2 separate regions of the Homo sapiens genome follow, and region 2 is linked to region 1. Evidence: chromatin contacts called from ENCODE POLR2A ChIA-PET data. All regions are on one chromosome and are shown on one strand. The core of a region is the stretch at or near the end of the contact, and the rest is flanking DNA. Distances in the headings are between cores, read along the strand shown. Region 1 holds the start of KCTD16 (potassium channel tetramerization domain containing 16). Region 2 holds the start of SLC12A2-DT (SLC12A2 divergent transcript).

Region 1 (7,397 bases), core at 2,406-4,905:
GAGAATGACAATATCATAGAATTTTACTATTTTCCTTTTCTGGCAGGACCTATTCAGGAAAATTTCTGACTTGTTCCTGCTGGTTTTAAACTAAAACATGGTATGGCAGACACGATCTTTACAGGCTAAAACAACATGAAAAGCAGCAGATACTAAATCAATACTCTCATAAGTACTCTGTACCAGTAACAAAGACAAAGCCTCTTAACATATTGGGTTGGTTACCTAAGTTCATGGAAAACCTCAGATATTCCATAAAGATACTACCAGGTAAGTCAAAGAAGAAAAAAAATAACAGCTTTCATAATTTAAAAAATGTGACTTGGTATTATGATATATTTCATAAGCATATCTAGAATACAATGTGGAACCTGTCCAATTTTCCATTTATATAACTCAACAGATTATGATCAAAGGGCCTTTTATACTTTTTTGTTTTTGTTTTTTTGGTGAATGGATCTATGAATGATACTTGTGAAACACCTATAGAGGAAACCAAAAAATGTTAAAGCTGACTTCATTATGGCAAATGCAGAACTGTGTACTAATAACAAGTCAAGTTAAAAACATAAAGACAATGCAAGTAATATGCTATTTGCACCTAGATTTTCACCAATGGAGAGCTAAAAGTTATTAGCGGATCTTTGTTACTAAATTAGCAAATCAAACAAAATATTATTTGGTTAACGGAGATGGACATTTAAAATGTCATTAGATTGCAGATCTACTTGAAGGTACGCACAGAAGAGTCCAGTTTTTACAAAATAAATCTCAGAAACTCAAATTTATTACTGTTAATACATTAGGCTTCTTGTTTTCCCAGGCATCATCTATAAACCCAAGTTTATAGCAATAATGGTTATATAATCACCCAGAATAAAACTTCATCACTAGTACTGAAGCAATGCTTACTGGTACATGATTTGGTTGGAATGAAACTGTGAGAACAGTTGGCAACAGGTGCTAACCAGCAACAAGTTGTTTAGAATATCTAAATTGCTGTGTGGAGAACTGAAATGACTGTTAAAGGGAATGAGACTGTAAGTCACACCTTTTAAGTGATGCAAACGTGGACAGGACAGAAAAGAAAAGAAAAGCAGAGGCAGATAAATCTCGTAGGCTGCAATCTAAATGGAATAGCTCTGTTGAGTTCTAATCATAAAAACCATTCGGATAAAAACAGGCCTGCATAGAGAGACAGGTTCTCCGAAGCTGTGTTGCTGCTTTAGGCAAGGATTTATTAGATGGACTCTGGCTCTCCTATACACAGAGCAATCACCAAAAATACATATTTAGGTAAATAAATGAATGGAAATACCTCAATACAAATTTTCCAACTCTGCCCATTAATTTATCAAAAGAGATAAATCCTCATTGGTATGTAATTAAGTAACAGAAAAGAGAAATGAATCACGGGGTATTTTGACATGCTCACTCCCATTGTTCAAATGTGTTAAGTTTTAGAGGGGAAAACAAAGCCTTAAAATATACCAAATTAAGCAGACTCAAAGAGACTATATGTTTTAGAAAGGATAGCCTAACCAAGACAGACACTATTACAGAGCCACAGTGAATTTGAATTTTGTTTTGTTTTTTAAATTCTTGGGCACTCTAATCCAAACACATTCCTGTATTGCATGTTTCTCACAAACTGACAGATACATAACCTTCCCCTGCCCTCATCGTGGAACAGTCTTTATGAGGTTTCAAATTCGGGATCCATGATGAACATCATTTAACACATGAATTGTCTGAAGTTATATATGCACATTTATTTGGGTGTTTGAGTGAATGCATGTATTTATGGGAAAGAGGCCCAGTTGTAATAGGATTCTCAAAGAGATCCAGAACCATCTAAAAAAGTTTAAGCAATCCTAGTATAGGAAGCTCCTTTATTTGACAGGAAGCTGATAAGATTATCTCTAGGGTCCTAAGAAACTAAGGAGATGATGTTTTAGGTGAGATTGCTAGAAAGCCTTCAGTTCATGTATTTTTGTCACAAACACCAGGTACTATAAAAAGATCATTTAAAAAAAAATGTTCAGAGGCTAACGGCTTTGAGTCAACCTCCTCAGTATGCAACTTATAACACGTGTGGCACTGACCATAAGGGTTTGAGAAGGAGGAGTAATAAAAATGATTATCAACTGCTGTATGAAAATCGCCTGATGATTCGTAATAAGGAGCTTACATCATTAAATAATGTCACTAAGCACTTTCAATTAGCACTGATAAAAGTCTCAGAGTTGGACTGATTTAACTACTAACAAAATACTTTAATTTTTCACTGGTCCTATGAACTAACAGCCTATCTCCTAGGTACCTGAAGCTCCCATCATCTTCTAAATACAGAAATACTGTTACTAGAAAACAGTTCTTCAAACAAGCTACTTTTCCATTCATGGTACACCTGAAGAGTTTGCAGAAGACACTCAACTCTTAAATAGAACAATACCTTCGAAGCCAAGCCAGTGTCACATATCTCTCTAGAGGAAGAAGATTATGCATGAAAGATCATACTCCTGATAAAGGACATGTTCACATATTGTTTTAGGCAGAACCAAATATTCTAAATATGTGTTTTCACTGCAATGTAGACTAAATTAATTGCCAAAGATGAAAAGTTACTTGCTATAGGGTCCTCCACTTCCTCCATAATCATAGGACTGCTGTGACTGATCATCGATGCTGTAACTTGTCTGGTAGAAATCCGTGTTTAAGTTTTCAAAGCCTGACATTGCAAATAATCTGTAATAAAAGAGAAATGGCAAATATTCCTTATGCCCAAGGTTCTACTGAATTCGTTCCTGGCAGTCTGCTTAAGCAAATAGAAACACAACAAATATTTTTTCAGTAATTCGGAGAGGGGATGGGGGCGGAAAGTACGCAGCATTTGAACGACGGTAGCGGAGAGAGAGTAAGAAAATGTATATTCTTTTAAGTTGCGGCCCAGTAAGACAACTCCACCTTAAAGAGCTGATATGCCTTCCATTAGGGGCGAGGTCGTGGGAGTTGTGGTTCCATAAGCGGTCTAAAATATCAATAACAACAAAGATGATTTTTCACCTTAGGACTGGGCTTTACAGCTGACAAGGCGACTGCTTCCTTGCAAAATAAGGCCTGCGGCCTGCCAGGAAAAAGTGCAGAATCTGGAAGGTCGCGCCTGAGGTGCAGGGGACCGCGTCAGGGCAAGGGCTTGAATGAGAGCGAGGGTCTGAGCGAAAGGACCAGGGCGCGGCGCCGAAAGACGGCAACAAGCCCATTTGCACGGGTGTGGAGAGAAGCTGAACACTGTGCCACGGGCCTGGGTCACTCACCAAACTCTGAGGCTGCGCTGGCGGCAAAGGCAGTAGCTTCACTAATCCCAAACAACCCCCAAACTCTGTTTCAGACCCTGAACCAGCCCCGTTGCTACGTGTCACAGGGCCAAAGAACGGCTTCCGGGGCACGCCCGCTCGCGCAGGCGTGTTAGCAGGTTGGGCACCGGTGGGCGGGAGGAGGAGACACGAGTATGGAGCTTGCGCAGTATCTACCCAACCTGCGGCTGGCCCGTGCCAAAGAGGAAAGTGCTTCCGGCAGCCTGGTTAGGGGTGGAACCAGGAAAGCGCAGGCGTAGCAATTGCTGCTTACTCGTAGGTAGGAGGAGGAGTTTCTCAGACCTAGGTGATGGAGGAAGACTGGGAGGCGCTAAAATGAGACAGACGGAGTCCCCTCTCCTGTCCACAAACTACAATGCCTACAATGCCTCGGTGTCAGCATTTACTGTGATTCAAGCACTGTGCTAAAGTGTTTGTATGTATTATTTAATCTTTACAACCTAATGAGATGGTTACCCTATTTCCCTTTTGTAAGTGAAGCTATTAAGTATTCATTCATTCTGTGCTAGCTGCTGGGGATACTGTGGTAAATATAAGCTAGGTGACATCTACCCACCTGGAGTTGGTGGTGGAGAGGGGTAATCGAACACATACAAATGCATGTGAAATTGCTACTAATATTCTTTAGTGTTCCATAATTCTTTGAAAGAGTAACATTCATCTGGGAAGAAGAGTCTGTAAAGCCACTATAAGAGGGTTATCAAAGGGTGAGTGGGAGTTAGAGAAGACCAGAAAAGAGAAGAAAGGGCAACGGGAAAGGAGGATAAGGGAAAATAGCCTGAATATTTTAGGCAAAGAGAACAATGTGTGCAAGATCTGGGAAGCATGGTCTGAGGAAAGATGAAAATCGAGCTCTGAACTTCAGCATTATTAACATTTTGAGTCAGGATGTTTCTTTATTGGGGGCTGCCCTGTGCATGATGCTTAGCAGTAGCATCCCTAATCTCTAGCCATTAGATGCCAGTACTCCCCCCAACCAACCACCACCACCATCACCACCAAGTTGTGACAGCTAAAAATCTCTCCAGACATTGCCAAATCCAAATGTCCTTGGGGGCGGTGGGGGCAACATTAGCTGAATTTGTCAACCACTCTTCTAAGTGGAACCTGAGTGACTGGAACAGCAAGTGAGGGGAGCCACATAGGAGTTGAGGCTGGAATAACAGGAAGGGGCCAGGAAATATCCTGTGGGATTTGTGTGTTGGTTCTAAAAGAAGTGAAGATTGTGAACTGATGAGTGATGTTTAAATTGTTTTCTTTTGAAAATGATTGCTTTGGCTCCTGTGTTAAATCACTTTCCCAAGATGGTGGAATCCCGAATATTGTGACTCGAAATAAGATGCTATTAACTAATGAGCAGAACTTTCTTCAGGGTTTATAGCAATAAAATTTATCATGAGCCACTGCATTATATTCTGGGATCAAAATCCTGAGGCCCTCACAAAAGAAGCCAGACCATTGTTGGGGACTAGTTTCCAAAGGAACAATAAAATTTCACTTAAAACTTTTCTCTCAACACCCCCCACCCCAATAAAACAAACAGAAAACGCACTCCCCTCCAAACAAAAATAGCAACAACAAAAGGATGTAAGACCCAACCAAAAAACCTAGGATTGTACTCTAGAGACCAACAGGCAGCTGCCCTTTGAGGTTTTTACCCATTAGCGAATTTATTTGTTTTATTTTTGTGGATACATCATAGTTGTACATATTTATGAGATAAATGTGACATTTTGATACAAGCATACAATGTGTAATAATGAAATCTGGGTAATTGAGATATATCTGTCGCCTCAGACATTTGTCATTGCTTTGTGTAGAGAAAATTATAAATCTACTCCTAGTTATTTTGAACTATACAATAAATTATTGTTAACTATAGCTACCCTATTTTGCCACTGAACACTAGATTTTTGTGCTTTCTAACTATATTTTTGAATTTCTGAAATTGCTCATTCAAGTGTTCACCACCTTTCATCAATCATTTTAGCATTTATTGGTTTAGGTATCATCTGCACAACTTCAGGTAGAATGACCACATATTATGATTTGCTGGAGACAATTCCATTGTCCCATTTTCTGCCTATTTTTACTTACCCTCAGCATAATTATTAATGTTGCTCCCTTTTACTCTCAAAAATATCCTAATTCAGTTGATAAACTTTGTGATTGTACTTTCTTTAAGCTACATTATCCATGAAGCTGTGTTTCGAGTCATCAATAAGATGCAATAATCCATCATTATCTATTTAATTAATCTTATGGTTAAAAAAATTCTAGTCTCTTTTGTTTTTTTCTGATGTTTCTATTTCTTCTGAATCAAAAAGGATATCCCTTTCAAATTTGAATGAGCTACAAGAATATGAGCATTAAAAATTGCTGATTTAGATGCTGGCGAGGTTTTAGAGAAAAAGGAATGCGTATACACTGTTAGTGAGAGTGTAAATTAGTTCAGCCATTATGGAGGACAGTGTGGCGAATCCTCAAAGACCTAAAGACAGAAATACCATTCGACCCAGCAATCCCATTACTGGGAATACACCCAAAAGGATATAAATCAGTCTATCATAACTACGCATGCATGTGTATGTTCATTGCAGCACTATTCACAGTAGCAAAGACATGGAAGCAACTTAAATGTCCATCCATCATAGACTGGATAAAGAAAATGTGACACATATACACCATGAAATATTATACAGCCATAAAAAGTAGAATGAGGTAATGTCCTTTGCAGGGACATAGATGGAGCTGCAGGACATTATCCTTAGCAAACTAATGCAGGAACAGAAAACCAGATACCACATATTCTCCTTATAAGTATGAGCTAAATAATGAGAACACATGGACACATAGAGGGGAGCAACACACAGTGGGGCATATTGGAGGGAGGAGGGAGAGAATCAGGAAAAATAACTAATAGATACTAGGCTTAATACCTGGGTGATGAAATAATCTGTACAACAAACCCCCATGATACAAGTTTATCTATGTAACAAACCTGCACCTGTACCCCTGAACTTAAAATTTAAAAAATTTGCCTGTTTAGGAATGAATTATTAGATATAGATATTATTCAAATTCTACTTCTGTCTCTGAAAGCAATTAACGTATTTATTTAAATTTTCCCCTTTGAATTTCTGCTCCAATTGAGAAGCCAAGCAAGAACATTGAGTTACCTGATTAAGTTTTGCATATTGTTTATTTGACTTTGAAATGTAAGCCAAGGTATCCTGCTGATGCCCCTTAGAAATTTTGAGAACATCCACTAATTTCATGGCTAGTCACGTAGGAATTTCTTTTTGGATTTTTTTTTTTTTTTTGGCATTGCTCCCTCACTCTGGGATAGGCTCCAGAAAGTTATATTAAAGGAGACTGGAGTACTTGGTAAATGTGCCGTCCTCTGTTAAAGTCACCCAGCTGGCTTTATTAGGAGTAGAAAGCCTCACCCTAGGTCAAGAGATGAGGCAACATGAGCTAGACTTGTAATAGCTGCGCAGTCCTTCCCTGGGACCTAATGTATCCATCACCAAAACAAAAAGGGAAAGGACATCCTAATAATGAGTAATATCATTTAGTTAGACAGTCATGTTAGTATACACACTAACACTTTTACATGCTTCACAAACACACGCAAAACAACTCCATTTTCTTAGTATGGCTCTGAAACTAAGATATTTTAGAGTTACTTTCTTTCCCTTCTGTTTTTCAGTTCATATGTCATGAAAAGTTGTGCCAGAAAATTATGGTTTGAACATGGGCAGTTTTCTCCTACCGTCAGCTATATCCACAAGCATCACATGAAGTGGAGATCTGGCAGCTCTGTGTATTTCAGTCAAGTTCCACAATGAAACCTGACAATAATGGTAAAAACCAATGTAAGTGCCAGTGTTTGTTTTTACTCTCCCTATATATTAACTATGTAACCTCTTTTCCCAAATATGACAATTATATTTCCTCCAAATTATCTTTTTTCCCCTACCAAAGAGTTTCCTCATCAAGTCTCCTGTACTAGGTTAT
Region 2 (7,397 bases), core at 4,898-7,397, about 16 Mb before region 1:
CTGGGCTTGTTCCATCTTCCAAATATGTAGCAGCAACATAATGACACTAAAAACTGCCCTAAAAATCTGTAACAGAAAAAAAAAATAGCTTACATGCTACTCAAAAAATTACCTAAATACCTCTCAAAATCAAAACAAAAAGCAAAGTAAAAAATAAAACAGGACATACTTGCAAGAAAAGATATGACCTAAAGGTTGTATCTTAGCCCTGTTTGTTTTTTGAATAAAATATTAAGTTTTAAGCATTTATTTACTGTTTACATACATTAGGCCTTACCATATTATCAGGCACTATTCTAAGTATTTTACGAATAGTACTTTATGTAATCCTCATAGCTCCACAAGTATGAGGGTGTGGTGGCTCATGCCTGTAATCCTAGCACTTTGGAAAGCAGACTGCTTAAGTCCAGGAGTTCAAGACCAGCTTAGGCAACATGGCCATACCCTGTTTCTACAAAAAACAAAAAAATTAGCCGGGGATGGTGGCCTGCACCTGTGGTCCCAGCTACTCAGGAGGCTGAGGTGGGAGGATCACTTGAGCCTGGGAGATCAAGGCTGCAGTGAGCTGTGATCTTACCACTGCACTCCAGACTGGGTGACAGAGCGAGACTCTGTCTAAAAAAAAAAAAAGCTACCATTGTTATACCCCATTTTATAGATTAGGAAACTGAGGCACAGAGGTCACACTAAGCCAAGATCACACAACAAATAGCGGAGCTGATGGAGCTGAGATTCAAATCCAGGCAGTCTGGTGCTGGAGTCCATGTGTGTAATCACTAAGCTATTATATACAAGTAATTCCTTCAAATATTAATATTTGATAACAATTTTGAACTTTGAAGTTTGCAAATATCCACAGCCTGTATAGTTAGAAGTACAAAAGTAATCACAAATAACTTTTCTAATACAGATTTTAAATTGGAAAAGATTTCTTTGAATAGCTTTACAACAAACATGTGTAGACAAAAGTAGGGATAAGAAAGAAAGACTGTTTTTTAAATGCATTTGTCATGAATTTACTACCTGGGTAAGCAAAAAACTTGAGCTGTCTCTTTTGAAAGACATAATTTACAAATATGAATTTATATATTGTCTAGAGGAAAAGCACAGTACAATTTCAATTAATGTTTAATTCTATGACTGACTAAAATCTTTATAATATTTTTAATTAAAGAAGAAGGTGACCGGGACTTAGGTAAGAAAGCAAAATTATAACATTTACTACATAACAAGTTTTTTGTTTTTTTTTTTACATAAACAAGCTTTGTTTCTTACAAAAAAAAACAAGCTTCTTCTTTTTTTTTTTTTTTTGGATACAGAGTCTCACTCTGTCGCACAGGCTACAGCATAGTGCCGCAGTCTCGGCTCAATGAGGCCTCTGCCTCCCGGGTTCAAGCAATTCTCATGCCTCAGCCTCCCTAGTAGCTGGGATTACAGACATGCACCACTACACCCAACTAATTTTTGTATTTTTAGTAGAGACAGGGTTTCCCCATGTTGGCCAGGCTGGTCTCGAACTCCTGGCCTCATCTGATCCGCCTGCCTCGGCCTCCCAAAGTGCTGGGATTATAGGCATGAGCTACTGTGCTAGGCCTATAAAAAAGCTTCTTTAGGGTAACTTTTTTCTTTTTTCTGTAACAGAATAATCACATTATTTCTCAAGGGAAATACCATTTACTCAATTTGTACTCTGAATGCCATCTAATAAAACAGCAAAGCCACAACCATGCAGAATGTCAGCACAGCATGTCTAACTAAAACTCACTGTAAGAAAAAAAAGGAAAAGAGAGCTGATTTCAAAGGTTCTACATGGCTTTGCACTTCACATGCTCTGATGCTGCAGATATGAGAAGTTGTAGGTCTAACATAATTTATATCTTCTTTTAGGATACTTTGGCATTTGTGAATTGAGAAGTTTGGAAAACAACTACGCAAGTCACTTCTAATCCTAAAATTCCAACTACATGAAATAAATATTAGTAAGTACTCAGACACACACAATGTCAAAGGCTGGCCTTGTGGCAAAAAGGAAATACAGCAAAATCAGTCAGGTTCCCACCACGGCACTGATAGCAAGTCTGTTCTCAAGGTTAGTCTCTAAACTGACACCTGGTAAGTCTGACAATGAAATATTTGCCAACAATTAAGTAAAGGAGATCTCTCCTGATAAATTTTTCATAAGTTTCACATAATACACTTTGATATTTCCTGGAATGTTTGTGGCCCTCCCCTCACTGCATTGCTCTCTCATTTTGTTGGCTAATACATGTTACTAAAGTCAATATATATTCAACTCATTTTTCTCTGCCTCTTGGCCCAATTTAACACAGCTGATCCTGTTTTCAAATGCCTTCATCTGATTTTCTTCTCACCTCCTGACCTTTGTAGGTCTTTTATGTGCTCATTAATGTTGGAATTACTTATTTTTTCCTTAACCAAGTTTTTCATCTGTAAAATGGATGTAATCTTATGATTTTCTTCATAGTGTTGCGAGAATTCAGTAAGATTATGAATGTATAGATTTTGGCACAGTATCCAGGACCTAAATTCTCTATAAAGGCTAACTACTATTACTACTATCAACTCACAGCTAGATTAGTGAAATTGTGTCCTGACTTTCCATGCTTATTCTTCCTCTTCTCCACTCTTCTGCTCATAATATAACTAGTTTTATTTTTATTTATTTATTTTTTGAGACAGTGTCTCACTCTGTCGCCCAGGCTGGGTGCTGTGGCACAATCATAGCTCACTACAACCCCCACCTCAAGTGATCCTCCCACCTCAGCCTCCCAGGGAGCTGGGAATACAGGTGCGTGCCACCACGCCCCACTAATTTTTGAATTTTTGTGGGTTTTTTTGGTAGAGATGGGGTTTCATTATTGTTGTCCAGGCTGGTCTCGAATTCCTGAGCTCAAGCCATATACCCGCCTTGGCCTCCCAAGTGCTGGGATTACAGGTGTGAGCCACCTTGCCAGGCCTAGAGAGTTTTAATAAGCACAAATCTGATTATGTGCCCCTCAATCTATCCAGAAACCCATTAATGCTTTTATAGGGCTTTTAGAATACAGACACATCTCTTACTACTTTTGCCCCCAATCCTTCCCTATGCTTTAACCAAACTGATTTCAAGCTTCTTGCTTCTTTGATAGTCCCTGCTCACTCCATGAGGGCATTTGTCCACAATATTTCCCTTGTTGGAAACCCTCTAGTGACAATTTGGTCCTAATTTTCCTTTAGACCTTTGCTAAAAAGTCACTTCTGTCTTGACTAAGTCTGGCCTATTTTGCATTTTCCTTATACTACGTTCCTATCCCCTAGAACTTCTGTTTGCAGTTACAAATTTATATGAGTGACTACTATTTATTATTAATACACATTTGTGTGTTTCTTCCAACAGACATCTCAGACTAAGCTCCTGATATTCATCCAACCCAAACCTGTTCCTTTAACCTCCTTTGCCATCTCAGAAAATAGCAATACTATTCTTCCAGTTGCTGAGGTCAAAACCCTTGGACTCTCACACTTCACATCCATCAGCAAATTCTATTGTTTCCCCAGAATTCAACTACTTTTCCCCATTTCCACTGATACCCACTGTGGTCAAAGCGCTATCATCACTTCCTGGATTGCTGTAATACCTCTTAACACATCTCCTTGCTTCTTTGACCCAACCATTTATCCCTTGCCTACCTACAAGACAGCTAGATGAATCCTTTAAAAATGGCAGATGTCATTCCTCCACTGAAACCTTCCAATAACCTGCCATCTGCCAAGGACTGTTGTGTACCCTGCTAAATTAATATGTTGAAGCCCGAATCCTCTCCTCACTCCTATGTGACTGTATTGGAGACAGTCCTTTTAAGGAGATAATTAAGGTTAAATGAGGTGATCAGGGTAAAGCCCTGATTCCACAGAACTGGTGCCCTTATAAGAAAAGAGACAACGCTCTCTTTATCATCTGAGGAGACATTGAGAAGGTACTGTCTGCAAGCCAAAAAGAAAACCCGAACATGATCATGCTGGCATTCTGATCTCAGACTTCCAGCAGGCAGAACTGTGAGAAAATATATTTCTACTGTTTGAGCCACCCAATCTATGTATTTTGTTATGGCAGCCTGAGCTGACTAACACACTATTCTACTAAAAAAGTCAAGTATGTCTAACAGCCAAAAAAGGTCCTAAACATTCTGATCTACTACATCCCATATCCTAAGCTCTCTGATGTAATTGCCTTTGATTCTTCACATCTCTTAAGCAAGTTCCAGCCAAACTGGCTTACATGCAATTCCGTGAGCATGCTAAGCATGCTCCTGCCTTTGGGTCTTTGGTTTCCCTCTGCTTCAGACACTTTTTTTCCCAAGAACTCATATCACTCACTTCCTTACTCAAATATCACCTTCTCAGTGAGGCCATCCTATGGAAAATTTTATGATCCTCATTTCACACAAATATCCCATTTCCCTTTCCTTAGTACTCACTGCTTGGATGCTATGTATTTTACCTATTTATCTTGTCTATTGTTTCTCTTTCTCACTAGAAAGAACTCCATGAGAGATGGGATTGTCCGTTTTGCTCACTGCTATATCCCGTAAATACAGAGTAGCTCATAGTACCTGTTCAGTATTTATTCAACTAAATGAATGTTGAATTCCAATAGTGGCAGAATTCGTTGTGGAGCTGAAAGGTACTGCACGGATCAACTACTAATGCAGCAATTCCCTAGTAGAAAACTGCACTGCTTAAAGGACCACCTCATTTTTCTGGCCTCCTCTGGTTATTACTAAAGCTCAAAAGGAGCTTTAAAAATCCTGATGCAACAGCTGTTTTCCCCTCTCACCGTCTTTAAAAATAGAGATAATAAAATAGCCTGAAAAGTTGTCAAGTTCAAGTAAGATCATGTTTATGACAATTTTTTGAAAATTGCCTGGTTGCAGCTTTTACTTACAGCATTTTCAAACAGTTCTGCCAACTCTGTGGCTCTTTCATCATGTTTCAAGTGTTCAGCAAACGATGGTGTTCGTCTCCATAAAGTCAAAGTTTAAAAATACAAGGGCCGGGCGCGGTGGCTCATGCCTGTAATCCCAGCACTTGGAGAGGCGGAGGTGGGCGGATCACGAGGTCAGGAGATCGAGACCATCCTGGCTAACACGGTGAAACCCCGACTCTACTAAAAATACAAAAAATTAGCAGGGCGTGATGGCGGGCGCCTGTAGTCCCAACTACTCAGGAGGCTGAGGCAGGAGGAGAATGGCGTGAACCCAGGAGGCGGAGTTTGCAGTGAGCCAAGATCGCACCCCTGCACTACAGCTTGGGCGACAGAGCGAGACTCCGTCTCAAAAAAAAAAAAAAAAAGTACATAAATAAAAACCAAGTAATTGGAGGACGCCATTCATTGATTTTACTTAGGACTTTGGGCATAATCTATAGGTTTAAAAATTTCTGCTGCTAAGAAAGTGGGAACACAGTTATATTCCCTTACATTTTACCGAAGAGAAACTAGACCTGCAGAGGAGTACCTTTCTGTTTCTATATAAGCAGAGGAATTCTGCACAACCCAAATCACGCAGAAACCTCCTGGTAAGGACTCCACGGGTAGTTATTGCCGGCATTGTATTCTGAGAGATGAGCTGCATATCACTTTTGGAAATGCCTTAAATTAAAACTCGTCTTGAAACAACATGACGTCTCAAAGAAGCTCCCTTCTCACCTTGGAACATCAGCTTTTAAAATAAAGGTGTCATCAGAAGTGTGTAGACACCCACTGCATCACAACTGGAACTGATCTCTGGTTATGCCAATCTAGGTCTGCCTGGCAGGGTGAGTCTACCGCTCGAAAGCTGCACAGAGGAAATCCTCCCTCCTCCAGGTTCAGGCCCGGAGTTACGAGCGGAGATTCGCGGCGGCGGGTCAGAGCCCAGAGCAAACCAGGCTGGGGAACGCACCTCGCCCGCGGCTCCGGAAGCGGCTGCGGCCCCGACCGGAAAGCCCCCAGCATCGCCCGAAGGAATCGCGGCTGGCCTGCGGCTCCGGCCCGGCCTCGGGTACCACGCGCCTAGTGGGAAGCCGCACTGACGCCTGCAGCATCTCGCGAGATTTCGGGCTCAGCCCAAGTACTGCGAGTTCACCAAAGCGGGGGGAAAAAAAAAAAGCCAGCGTGCGAGAGCCTCTGAAGCCGTGGCTGGGGCGCTGGGGTGGCAGCTGCCGCGGGAGCATCAGCTACCGGCGTGAGGCGAGGCAGGGCACGCGCGCCGTCCGCAGCCCCGTTGCCTGGGCTGCAGGTCCACTGACGCGCGGCCCCTGGGTGGAGAGAGGGGAGGTGGCCTGGGAGCCCGCTCCTTTTCGCCGCAGAGCGCGGCGGGGGAGGGAGGTGAAGGCGTGGGAGGAAGGCGGCGGAAGAGGAGGTAGCCGCGCGGAGATCCTCCCGGCGACATCACTGAGGCGGAGCGTAGCCGCGCCTGCTCCCCGATCGCGCCGTTCGTGCTGCCCGCACTGCCCGAGGCCCTTTGCGGACTGGCTGGCCGCGCTCTTCGCACGGGGCGCTTTTGCGTGGGGTCGCGCAGGAGCCGCGGAGGGCCGGATCGCTGAGGGAGCGTCAGCCGCGCGCCGCTGCGGGACCGCGGGTGGGCGGGCTGAGGGGCGGAGGAGCCTCCGGCCCCGCCTCCCGCGTGCTGCTGCCGGAGCCGCCGCCGCCGCAGCCCCGCCGAGGCTTTAAACAGCGGGGCCCGCCCCGCGCCCGCCACACTCGCGCGCTCGCTCGGCTGCCGGTGGCCTCTGTGGCCGTCCAGGCTAGCGGCGGCCCGCAGGCGGCGGGGAGAAAGACTCTCTCACCTGGTCTTGCGGCTGTGGCCACCGCCGGCCAGGGGTGTGGAGGGCGTGCTGCCGGAGACGTCCGCCGGGCTCTGCAGTTCCGCCGGGGGTCGGGCAGCTATGGAGCCGCGGCCCACGGCGCCCTCCTCCGGCGCCCCGGGACTGGCCGGGGTCGGGGAGACGCCGTCAGCCGCTGCGCTGGCCGCAGCCAGGGTGGAACTGCCCGGCACGGCTGTGCCCTCGGTGCCGGAGGATGCTGCGCCCGCGAGCCGGGACGGCGGCGGGGTCCGCGATGAGGGCCCCGCGGCGGCCGGGGACGGGCTGGGCAGACCCTTGGGGCCCACCCCGAGCCAGAGCCGTTTCCAGGTGGACCTGGTTTCCGAGAACGCCGGGCGGGCCGCTGCTGCGGCGGCGGCGGCGGCGGCGGCAGCGGCGGCGGCTGGTGCTGGGGCGGGGGCCAAGCAGACCCCCGCGGACGGGGAAGCCAGCGGCGAGAGCGAGCCGGCTAAAGGCAGCGAGGAAGCCAAGGGCCGCTTCCGCGTGAACTTCGTGGACCCAGCTGCCTCCTCGTCGGCTGAAGACAGCCTGTC

What was found. ChIA-PET counts read pairs that join two places held with the same protein, here RNA polymerase II (POLR2A).
Region 2: POLR2A ChIA-PET joins it to region 1 with 12 read pairs in activated CD4-positive, alpha-beta T cell. The contact joins the promoter of SLC12A2-DT here to the promoter of KCTD16 in region 1. POLR2A ChIA-PET finds 5 or more read pairs at or near these places in 2 of 52 experiments (activated CD4-positive, alpha-beta T cell and activated T-cell).

What each region holds. Positions count from the first base shown.
Region 1 is chr5:144,167,218-144,174,614 of GRCh38, forward strand. It overlaps KCTD16 (potassium channel tetramerization domain containing 16), which reads left to right and starts at 3,656. Exons shown (of 4, transcript NM_020768.4): 1 at 3,656-3,792; 2 at 7,090-7,255. It overlaps YIPF5 (Yip1 domain family member 5), which reads right to left and starts at 3,442. Exons shown (of 6, transcript NM_030799.9): 1 at 3,318-3,442; 2 at 2,629-2,748. The coding sequence starts at 2,738. RefSeq lists an enhancer at 3,304-3,583.
Region 2 is chr5:128,077,028-128,084,424 of GRCh38, forward strand. It overlaps SLC12A2-DT (SLC12A2 divergent transcript), which reads right to left and starts at 6,148. Exons shown (of 4, transcript NR_152813.1): 1 at 5,943-6,148. SLC12A2 (solute carrier family 12 member 2) reads left to right here and starts at 6,739. Exons shown (of 27, transcript NM_001046.3): 1 at 6,739-7,397. The coding sequence starts at 6,928. RefSeq lists a silencer at 6,403-7,232.